Regions from separate parts of the Homo sapiens genome. Here region 1 is linked to region 2. Evidence: read pairs that join two places in POLR2A ChIA-PET (ENCODE). Cell type or tissue: HepG2. All regions are shown on one strand. Links, peaks and the distances in the headings refer to the core of each region. The heading gives the core; the rest is flanking DNA.

Region 1 (4,000 bases), core at 1-4,000, 250 kb before region 2:
GCCATATGTTACAGATCTCAGCACCGATCGGAACTGTAAAGCTATAATCCCCAGAATTAAAGTTTTTATTATTTTTTATACATTGTAAAACATAGACGTTTATTTATGTGATTAAATTCTATTAAAATTTACATGCTAAAATAAAATAGACCATTTTCAAATTATTTAGATCCAGATATTTCCATCAGATTAAACAGATATTTATTTATCCTAGCCCAATTGCAAGAGATTAATGATGAGAAAATGACCAATACAAGATTAAATAAATGAGGTTAACTTAGAAATCAAGGACAGAGAAGATAGAACTGGAAGGCTTGTATTGTGAGAAGAATGAATGTGAAGGAAGGCAATGTAGACACTTCCAGAAGGGATAGCAATATAGTTTAGACCATATAATGAAAATTGGAGAGAGATGACAGAGACACTTTCAAGTGAAATGACAATTTATATGGGGGAGAAAAATATTGAAGACATAACAAGATGAGAAAAGGCATAGAAATGTATCACATACAAGGCATAGAAGTGTATCACATACAAGAGAAGTTCCTTTTGAGCGTAGAAAAAGATAATTTAACCTTCTTCATATTTTTCTTACTTTCCCAAGATACTCAGATAGGCAGCGTCAACTCTAACAGGAATTAATTTGGCTCCTAACACTTAAGACATATCCTTTAGTTTGTCTCCTCACACAGAACTGATTCTGGTTTTGCCACAACATGTCTAGAGAAGAAGTTCCCACCATATTTTAAATCCTATTAAAAAACTGCTTGGACAAGAACCTTGGGTTAATTCAGCAGATGAAGAGAATCTCCTAATGCAAATCAATGGGTATTTTTGAGCAAGTTTTTCAGAAAAACAGAGTGTCAGGCCCTGAGGGTGGTACTAAGATGAGAACATTGATTTTGCCTTCATGATATTGACAACACAAAGAGGAAAGGGGGTTTGCAGAAAACTAAAAGAAGAAGTAGAAGAAAAAAGAAAGACATAGTATAATAGGTAGTCAAATTATGTACAGAAAAAAGAGAAAAAAAAAACAAAAAAGGGTGGGGGACAGACAACCCAACTAAAAAATGGGCCAATGACTTGAACAGGGACTTCATAAAAGAGAAAATGTAAGTGGCTCCTTAACATATAAAAAGATGTTCAACTTCATTAGTCATTACAGAAATGAAAATCAAAACTACAATGAAATACCACTATAAAATTAACTAATGGATAAAATGAAAGGAGATGGAAAACAAAATGTTGCCAGACATGTGGAGCAACTGGAACTTTCATACGTTACGAATGTGAACTTTGGAAAGCTGCTCGGCAATATCTCCTAAAGCTAAATGTACAATTCCAGTGACTCAAACATTTTACTTAGAAATGCACATATACATCCATAAAACATGTACAACAATGTTCATAGGAGCACTATCTGTAATAGCCTGAACAGGAAGTTGTCTGTTAAAAAAAGAATGAGTAAATAAACCACGGTCTATTTGTATAGCAATGAGAATTAACAGACCCCAATATATAATAGATGAATGGGTCTCATAAGCACAATATTGATTAAAGGAAGACAAAACGCACATTCTTTTAAAGGTTTATAAAATACTTTTTAAAAACAGCTACAACCAATCTGTCCTGTTAAAAATCAGTGAGCGATTTCCCTTGTGCAGGGATGGGGGTTGTGGCTGGATGGATGGTACTTAAGAAGTGCTCCTGGGGTACTAGAAATATTTTATTTCTTGACTTGGATGTGTGTTTACTTTGTGAATATTGTACATTTATGATTTGTGCACGTTTATGAATGTAGAAAATAAAACAGAAAGCAAATTCAAAGTATCATCCTTTTGAGAGCTTCTGCTCTGACTTCGTTTTGACCAATGGAGCAGTTGGGAAGGGGTCTTGGTCCTTCGGTCCTTTGCTTTTTTTTTTTTTTTTTTTTTTTTTAGACAGAGTCTTACTCTGTCGCCCGGGCTGGAGTGCAGTGGCTCGATCTTAGCTCACTGAAAGCTTTGCCTCCCGGGTTCATGCCATTCTCCTGCCTCAGCCTCCCCAGTAGCTGGGACTACAGGCACCTGCCACCATGCCCGGCTAATTTTTTGTATTTTTTAGTAGAGACGGGGTTTCACCATGTTAGCCAGGATGGTCTCGATCTCCTGACCTCGTGATCCGCCCACCTGAGCCTCCCAAAGTGCTGGGATTACAGGTGTGAGCCACCGCGCCCGGCCCCTGGTCCTCTGCTTTCATGTTCTTCTTGGTCCTGTTCCTCCTCCTCTTTTGTTGGAACTTCCAGTATCAGAGCAGGAAGGAAGGCAATGGGTCAATCGATGCTGTCAGCTTTTGGATCAAACTGCAAGTTCTCAAACAGCAAAATTAATGAGCTCAGGCTTTGAAGAAACCATGACCCTGAAAGCATCAGTTGCTTCCAATTGCATCAGTTGCCACGGGTGATAAGAACAATGATGACTCAGAATGCCTAGGTTTTCCCAGCAGCTTCTCTGAGGTTTTCCCAGCAGCTTCTCTGATTGATTCCTGACAGATGACTTCGGTGTGTCAGACTTTCAGGGTATCTTTCCTTATGTGATGGTTTGAGGAAGAGTTACCATTCACATTCCTAATGGCTTCAGAATAGATGCAATTGTGAACTGATAGGAAACATTTCTAATTCATCTCCCCTCCCCATCCCTAAAGGATTGTTTCTAACAATAGTCATGAAAATTAATTCACTTTTCTCAAATAGTTTATTGTCATCTACCTAATGATGAGATGACTTACTTTTTCTCCTTGACTGTTAAATATTATGAATTATATTAATGTATTTCTTAATGTTGAGCTTTCCCTTGAATATTCTTTTGATGTACGACAGAATTTGATTCACTAATAGTTTATTTAGGACTTTGGCTGATGTACTGATATATGAGATTGGCTCTGTATGCATACATGTGTTTTGTGTATCTTTTTTGTGTCTGGATATGGAGCTTATGCTGATTTCAAAAACAAGAAAGGAGAACTTTCCTTTTTCCCCATTACTCTGAAAAAGATTGACTAGAATGGAATTTTTATAATTGCTGTTGTTATTTGAAAGCTTGAAAGCATTGGTTTGTAAAAATCATGCAGGCTGAAAGCCATTTTGAGGAGACTTTGATAACTTTCTCAATTTCCTTCAGTTACTGGTCTTTTAAGGGGTTTTATATTTTTCTTTGATCAATTTTGACCATTTATGTTATCTTGGAGGATCATCTATTTTACACACTATTTAAAGTATATTTGCAAAAATTCAACTGTTTTATCAGGCTATCTTTTTAATAATATATTCATTTTATCTATATCTGAGGTTTTAGCTTCTTTGTACTTCTGACCCAATTGCATGTGTGCTTTCTTTCTCCTTCATTAGACTACTTAGTCATTTACTAATTTTAAGAATAGCTTGTCTTTTATTTATTTACTTATTTATTTTTGAGACGGAGTCTCACTCTGTCACCCAGGCTGGAGTGCAGTGGCGCGATCTCGGCTCACTGCAACCTCCGCCTCCCGGGTTCAAGTGATTCTCCTGCCTCAGACTCCCGAGTAGCTGGGATTACAGTCATGCACCACCATGTCTGGCTAATTTCTGTATTTTTAATAGAGATGGGGTTTTGCTATGTTGGCCAAGCTGGTCTCAAACTCCTGACCTTAGATGATCTACCCACCTTGGCCTCCCAAAGTGCTGGGATTACAGGCATGAGCCACTGCGCCCAGCCCTGCTTGTCTTTTTATTTTATATTTGATTAGCTTTATCTTTTATCAAGCTTATGTCCTATTTCCCTTTGCTTTACTTCATATAAATTTTGTTTTGGATAGTTTATTTATTTTTCATTTAATTATGAAACAGGTTAAAGCTTAGAGGAAAATTGCTCCTCTAAGTCCAATTTTGTGGGCAGATTACATTTTGCTGTGTTGTGCTCCCAAATTCATTGTTCTTTTAATGCTTTATTTCTCAAGTTAATAACCTATATAGTAAAAAAGTGGC
Region 2 (7,601 bases), core at 1,918-5,917:
TTAATATCAACAATAAATTTGTTAAGTGCTTGATATGTTCCAGGCACTATTCTAAGAACTTCCAATACTAAATTAATTTAATTCCATAATAACAGAAAATAAAAATAGCAAATAATGCTTATGTTTGCCATGCATTATTCTAAATGCTTGTGTATGCTAATTCATTTAATCCTAATGACAATCTATAGGGTACACACATACCATTACTGTTATTTTCTAGTTGAGGAAACTGGTCTATACAGAGATAAGGAACTTGCCAAAGTTTTGTAATTAGTGTGTGATGAAGTCAATATTTCAGCTTGGCGATCTCAAGCCCACACTTTTAATCACTGTGGTTTGCTGGTAAGATGTTGTATACATACAATATTTCAGTGCAAAAGCAGGAATGACTGCTGCCTGGCTTGATACTTGAGTGTTAGCTATGGTTTATATTCTTTTACATTATTAGTGTCTATAAGATACTACAACAGTTGACTCAAGTATGATGAATTCAACCAATCAGCTTTTTTACATGAGCACCAGTTTGACTGATTTACTTCATGCACTCCCTTGAACAAAGTTATAATAATACCTTATTCCCCTATGTAGTTATAATACTTTTTTTCAGGTTTGGCTGTGTTCATTGCCAAACCTAGAGTATTGTAGTGTATGTTGTCTTCTTTCTGAGCTGTTCCCATAAACAATTGTCATTTCTTCTATAACTGAGTAGTTTGCTCAGTGTCTTGTACAATACCACAGAGTGAGTCCACAGCAAATGCTCCAGAAGGGATTTAGGTGTAATTAGCTCACATTCTCATTCATATTTTCTAATTGGATATGGGTCAGCTCAAGGACACACCATGTTAACAATAACTATCAGATGTTGAGTGCCTGCTACATGGCAGGTACCAGCAAGGTGCTTTTGATTTATCATCTCATTAAGTCCTCACACCAGTTTTTCAGGATGAGTATAAATATCCCCTTTTTATCAATGGGAGGCAGTGCAGTTCAATGTGTTATAGGCTTTAGAGTGAAATTAAATTTCTTCTCCATTACTTACTAAGTATTTGATCTTAGGTAATTTAGTTAATATATCTGTGCCTCAGTTTCCTCATTTGGAAAATGGAGATAATAATATTGATATCCTGGTCCTGATGGGAAGACTAAAAGTAAGATGAGCCAGTATTTATAAATTGTTTAGGAACATACCTCATACATATCAATTAGTCAACAAATGATAACTGCCATGTTGGTAAAGATGATAAAATTGAGCTCAGAGAAATTAAGTAACTTGCCTAAGGTTTCATATTCCACCATATTGACTTCATGCTTTTCCCATCAACCTACACAGGGTCAACTGGAACTGGGAACTGCCCTTTGAGACTAAGGGTGGCCTTTTTCCCATCTTGTTTTTTGCTAGAAAATCCAACATGAGTCAAAGTGGGCTGATTTTTATGTCACGACTACCTGTAATTGGAGTAAGTGAAATGGTCAATGGTACAGCAAGGGAATGTAGGGGAAACAAAAGGCCTTGCTGCTCCTTAGACTCACAGACTCATTGCGTTTTAAGGCGCCTTGGGAACGATGCAGTCTTGCACCATCAGTTTTTGTACAAACAACAACCTCAATGACACTCACGTGCAGGATTACAAGACAAAATGGTTGGCCAATTACTTGGGAATGTCTATCTGTTGTTAGTAAGATAATGACATAGTTTTCAGTTATTTGCTATGTTTTTCTCATTCGTTAATTAGGTCAAGAAATACTGAGCACTACTATGTGCTATGCTCTGTTCCAGGTTCTGGAAAATTACAACAGTGAACATGTAGTTATGAATATTTTGTTTAGTGCACCTAACTTGCTGTTTGCATTTACTGTTCTGTTGATACATACATTGATACTTTTACATCCAGTATAATGAGAATTTTTGGTTACATATACAATTTTGCCTTTGATTAAAAGTTTGGAAACAGCTACACTCATAAATCTAGAGTTTAGTTTATTAGTTTTCTGAAAAGGCAGTCTCCTGGTGAACACGCCCACTTTTTATAAAGGGACATTATCCTGCCCTATTAACATAACTTCCTGAAGAAATTATCCTATTATTTTCTTCAATAATATTGACTGCTCAAATATGGCAGTGTCACAGCATCAAGAGACTAGCTCTCCCAGTGTTAGGTAATATGTCTAACAGGCAATTTTGACTATGAAAAAATATCTTAGTTTCAGATTGACTCATTTTCACATACAGATTTATAGCTACATAGTATGAACCTGTATAGATTCATATCTATAAGCAGGGTTCCATTAAAACCATTACCACTTATTTGGTCATGTTATTCTAGGAAAGTAACTCAAGTCCTTATCAGCAAAATAGGGATAATGTTTCATGCCTATCATCATCTTAACTACTATGGGAATACAATAACAAAATATATGTGGAAGTCCTTTCTAAACTGTAAACATTTTTGTAACTGGAAGGAGAAATGATCAGGTAAGTTGTAGACCATCCCCACAGCCCTACACATGTAGTATAGTTACATGCTTTAGTATGTGCTCCATAAAAGTGGGTTGAGTTGAAGTAAAGACACCTATTGTCTGTCGTGCTTTTAATAATCTTAGGGATAGATCTTTCCCACCTGCACTGGGAGCTGATGCTGAAGTTTAACCTTATTTATTATCAGTAAGTTTTTCCTTATATCAATGTTCAATTTGAACAGGACACTGTATAAAGAGACAAATAGTAGATCAAGTAATTGAAAGGCCTCTATCATTTCAATTCCCAAATTATAAAACAGGTACAAATATTGATTGACCTAAATAAAATGATAAAAGAATTGCACACTCTTTGTTACTAAGTAGATGAAAAAGGAGAGGTGATTACTTTTAAAATGCTATCTAGGCCAACTGCCTTTCAGAAATCTCTAATTTCCTGATCAAATGTAAAGTTTCCATTGTCTTTCAAAGAATATTACAGCCCAAGACGATAAAGTAAAGAAAAAAACAGTCAAGAAGAGTAGAGCCATGAAAAATACTGTCAGTAAAGTTACCTCTTTCATCCGAATGCGACCATCTTTAGAGGCATCTTGGGTAGTCATAAACTGCTGTTTCACCTTGTGCAAATTTGCTTTCATGACCGTGTCCTGCAATTGACCAAACAGAGCCACATTAAAGCCACTGGAATCTCAAAGATATAGTTAGGATGGCAAATATTCAAAATATACAGCGTGAAAATTATGTTTTTCAAACATGGAAAGCAGGTTCCTTGACCATTTAAAGTGATTTTACCCTTTTGTAGAAGAGAGAGCAATGCTGGAGATTTCTTGAGCAACCAAGCACTAATCAGAATCTTGACTAGGTACAATTTACAGTTAATGAGTTACTAAAATATTGATGAAAAGAAGCTTAGAGACTAGGGTGCTGAAAGAACAAATTTGAACAGTGTTGTATTTGGTTGTGACAAAAGACTGTATTGTAATTACAGATTTTCTTCCCAATAACTCAGAGATTTTACATTTTTTAACTGAAAAGTCCAGTTCTTCTGGGCCCCCAGGTGTCTGTAACTCATTTTTAATCTTCTTTTGTATTCTCTGAGGAAAAAAACATAATGAGAAGGGAGAAATAATTAAAGAGGAGACCAAAGTAATAAGGTAATTGCCGAGTTAACCAAAGATGTTACAACTCCCTTCTATGTAGAACCTTAATTGTCTTCTTTGGTGGATTTTATGGTTACTACAGTAAAAGTGACATATGTAACCAACAATAAAGAATGAATTCTGATGCAAGGGTTGAGAAGCATAGATAATCCCAAACAGTGCCCAATTGTAAGATTCTAGACTTGCTGAAATTTATGCTAAACTCATTCTCCCTAATACTATCATGCTGTCTCTTGTCCCAAGCCCTCCAGCTGTAAGTTAGAAGGGCTGAGAAGAGGTAATCCTGTTGACTCATTATCCTCCCTGTTGGTGTTGGGGGTGGAGGTGACTCAGCCTTCAGCACACTCTCTGGATGCATCATCCATGCACATGTGTACAGGACAGTTCTCTGGGTGGCCTTGGGCTAACTCAGTTCTTCTGCCTTTCTCACTTGTATTTCTCAAGAATAACCCCAGCATGTGCTGGTAATGCAACATCCTGAGATAAGGAAGAACTTGCCAGAACAACCCAGGTGCAAGATGTCCTAAAACACTTTAGCCCACCACAACATGTTGCTTTCAGGTATAAAACCCAGAAAAGACTGCTTTCTGTCAAGCACCTACCATGTGCCAAACACAATTCTGGCCCCTGGTGATATTATAGTCAGCAAAAGAGACCTGGTCTTTGCCCTCCATCACAGGCTGGTGGAAGGCATCTTTGTCCAGCCTTCCTTTCCACTGAGACCTCTCCCTAATGGGTTACAAAGAAAAGAGGAGACGGTGGAAAGAGAATTGTGGTGGGGAATTAACAGCTGCCACATCCAGTTGCTAAGAATAGGAAAGAAGAGCAGGTGAATAAACATTTTTGGACTGCCAGCCAGAGGATGGGCACTAAGCCATGCTCTTTAACAAATATTATCTCCCTGGATCTTCACAACGGCCCTGGGAGGCAGAAAAAAATGTACTATAACCTTTAGCCCCTGGCTTCCTTGCTGGCCTGCTAGCTTCTTCCTCTTTGGGGACCTTGTTTTTTTCTTTTGTGCTCCAGCTTCTTACATGGAAATTCTCCTTTATCATTTTCCCATCACTGGCTGAGAAAATGTTTCTGTTTTTTTTGTAGTCTTGACTCGGAGGGGCTGTCAGTCCTCACCTCTTCCCATCAGGCTGTCATCTTTTCAGTTGACCTCTTGCATATGGCAAAGAACTTGCCAGAACAACCCATGCTCTGTTTTAGTCCTTCCTAGAACAAAACGTCCTAAAACACTTTAGCCTGGCACAACATGTTGCTCTCAGGCATAAAACCCAGGGAAGACAGCATATGGCAAATGTTTTCCAGTGAGTAGAAAATCTAGTAGAAAAGTAGTACAAACTCTCTACCTTCCAGATCTTAACATATGAAGACTAATACTCAAATTCATGATAATTTTATCCATTGCTGCAACTATAAATCAAAACGTATGATTCCTTCAGATTAGTCTTTGTGATTTAGAAGCAAAAGAATAAAGAAGAAAAAAAATCAGAGGATGTTTGGCACCCTTTCTAAGAATCTGAGACACTACCCTTTCATTTTACTGATGGAGAAAACAGGCCAGAAGGGTGATGCAGCTGAATACTGGCAGAACAATCTTGAAACCAGCATATTTGATATCTGGTCTAGTGCACTTTCCACCGCACCTTGTTGTTGGTTGAGATGAGGCAGAGAACACCTAATGGAGTCATTGCATTCCAACATTAAGTCGTTAATAAATTAGATGGTTCAAACAAAATGCAAGGACAGCTTGATGACTTGCTTTGGGGATTTTTCAGGATGGGTTCTGGCAACTAGTTAGATAACCACAAGCTTTAGATATTATAAGACCCTGAAGGTTTGAAAGCATATTCTTAGAAAACCAGGGAACACTTTGGTCAGCAAAAACAATTTTAATGCTAGGGAAGTTCCTGGGCATTATGCTAGACCTCAGCCCCTGATAATTGTCATCCATCGTACCAACTCATTGCAGGAGGTGGGTGCATAGCAAATGTTTGATGTCGGGTTATAATAGTGAGGTAGAAAAGATGCTGTGAGCTGACAGGATTTAAGCTATTGGATCCTCTAATATCTGATTCTCTAAACTTCCAGGATTGGTGTGGATACTGGATATATAGGGAACTGCCAAGTTTCATGTCAGTCAGTAGTTTGCCTCTTCCCTGTTCAATCATACACAAACTTTTGTCAGCAAGTATAAAGATAGAATTGTACTTCCTTTTTTTTCACTTGTTGCTTTTTTGCTGCAAATGATGATAAATAGATGAAATGCATGCAACAGAAAGAGGTTAATGAATTAATGGTTTGTATAGTTCCCAAATGGATAATAAATAATGAGGAATAAACTTTATTTGAAATAAATTGCAGTGAAGGTGAGTCTCTTTGTGAAAAAATTAAAGTTATATGAACAAGAACTAAAAAATAGCATCTATATGTATAGCTATTCTTTAAAATTATAAACCCAAACCAGTAGCATTTGTGATTGAGATGATGTATCAGTCAAATGGATCTGTGCATCCTAGCCATATCAAGGTCATCTGCTATACCTCTGGCTTTGGTCCTGTATTTAGAAACCCAAAATGATTAAAATAAGAGGACTTAGACAGTCTGACTCTGTCAACATCAACCAAACATACTCATATGGTGATTATAAATGGGGAACAGTGAAGGGTCTAGTTAAAAAAAAAAATGAATACCAGATGGGCATGGTGTCTCATGCCTGTAATCCCAGCACTTTGGGAGGCTCAGGTGGGTGGATCACGAGGGCAGGAGATTGAGACCATGCTGGCTAACATGGTGAAACCCCGTCTCCATTAAAAATACAAAAAATTAGCCATCCGTGGTGGCACGTGCCTGTAGTCCCAGCTACTCGGGAGGCTGAGGCAGGAGAATAGCTTGAACCCGTGAGGCGGAGGTTGCAATGAGCCAAGATCGCACCACTGCACTCCAGCCTGGGCAACAAAGCGACACTCCCTCTCAAAAAAAAAAAAAAAAAAAAAAAAAAAAAAAAAAAAAAAAAAAAAAAAAAAAAAGGATACCTTTCTAAATGAACACACACCAGACTAAAAATGTGAAAAAATACATTAGTGATTTGGAACCAAAGCATCAAGTGAAGAAATGAGAGATAATGCCTGTATCATTTGTCTAAGACAGAGCAAGTCTAACAGGTCCCTGAGGTGACAGTCTGTCTTCTGTCTTCCTTTGAGTAGCCTCCTTTACTCATGAAGGACCAAAGAGTGGTGGTGAGTATGACTTAAGGCATCCTCCAAAGGCTACCCTAGCTTGGAAAACTTGCTCTCATAAACTGGAAATCATATATATATGCACACACACACATACACATATATATATACACGTAATATATATATTATATATATATATAAAATCTTAAAAGCATTTCAGTGTTTAAGAGAGTAAGCTTCAATGATCCTGTGTGGGATAACCCCTTGGTGGATCTGAGGCAAAGTGGGGCATAGAATAAACACTGGGAAAACTAAGGACCCAAGAAGATATTGCGTCAGCATAAGAACATATATGTTGGGTGCTTTTGCAACTAAAAGCACCTTTCACTTGTGTTATCTTATGGGTCTTCACTGTGAAACAGGCAGGCCAAAACATTATTCTAATAATTATTATTTTATGGATAGGAAAATTGAGACCCAGGAGGTTTAAATGGCATGTTGCTATCACACAGCTCTAGATGGAGAGACAGGGAATGAGCATTGGATTTCTGCCTCCACACATAGTTGTCCTTTCCCCACCGACCATGAGTCTTCTTTGGAGTGGGTCTTCAGAGACAATAGGTACATTTTTTTTATTCTCTGTGGAAGGTGAACAGGTTCTTTGAGACTCCAGGTTCTTCTGTCAACCAGGTTACCTCATGTGATACCCCACTAATCGTGGTGGGATTAACCTGTCTAGTTTCAGCACTAAAGATTTTGTGTGTGCTTACATTTGAGGGTT

What was found. ChIA-PET counts read pairs that join two places held together with the same protein. Peaks named below come from ENCODE experiments on the same cell type or tissue, not always from the same donor. Only the 100,000 strongest peaks of a DNase experiment are listed, where the experiment ranks them.
Region 1: POLR2A ChIA-PET joins it to region 2 with 5 read pairs; 3 of 35 experiments call an interaction of 5 or more read pairs at or near these places.

What each region holds. Positions count from the first base shown.
Region 1 is chr6:25,908,900-25,912,899 of GRCh38, reverse strand. SLC17A2 (solute carrier family 17 member 2) reads left to right here. Exons shown (of 12, transcript NM_001286123.3): 12 at 1-146. Among named protein-coding and RNA genes, the nearest start is that of SLC17A2, 20 kb to the left of the region's middle. In HepG2, for the core only: no CTCF peak of the experiment used is centred there; a DNase peak (open chromatin) is centred at 2,409.
Region 2 is chr6:25,657,073-25,664,673 of GRCh38, reverse strand. It overlaps SCGN (secretagogin, EF-hand calcium binding protein), which reads right to left. Exons shown (of 11, transcript NM_006998.4): 3 at 3,030-3,122. Among named protein-coding and RNA genes, the nearest start is that of SCGN, 8.7 kb to the right of the region's middle. RefSeq lists an enhancer at 3,271-4,470. In HepG2, for the core only: no CTCF peak of the experiment used is centred there; a DNase peak (open chromatin) is centred at 3,963; H3K4me3 peaks cover 1,344 bases.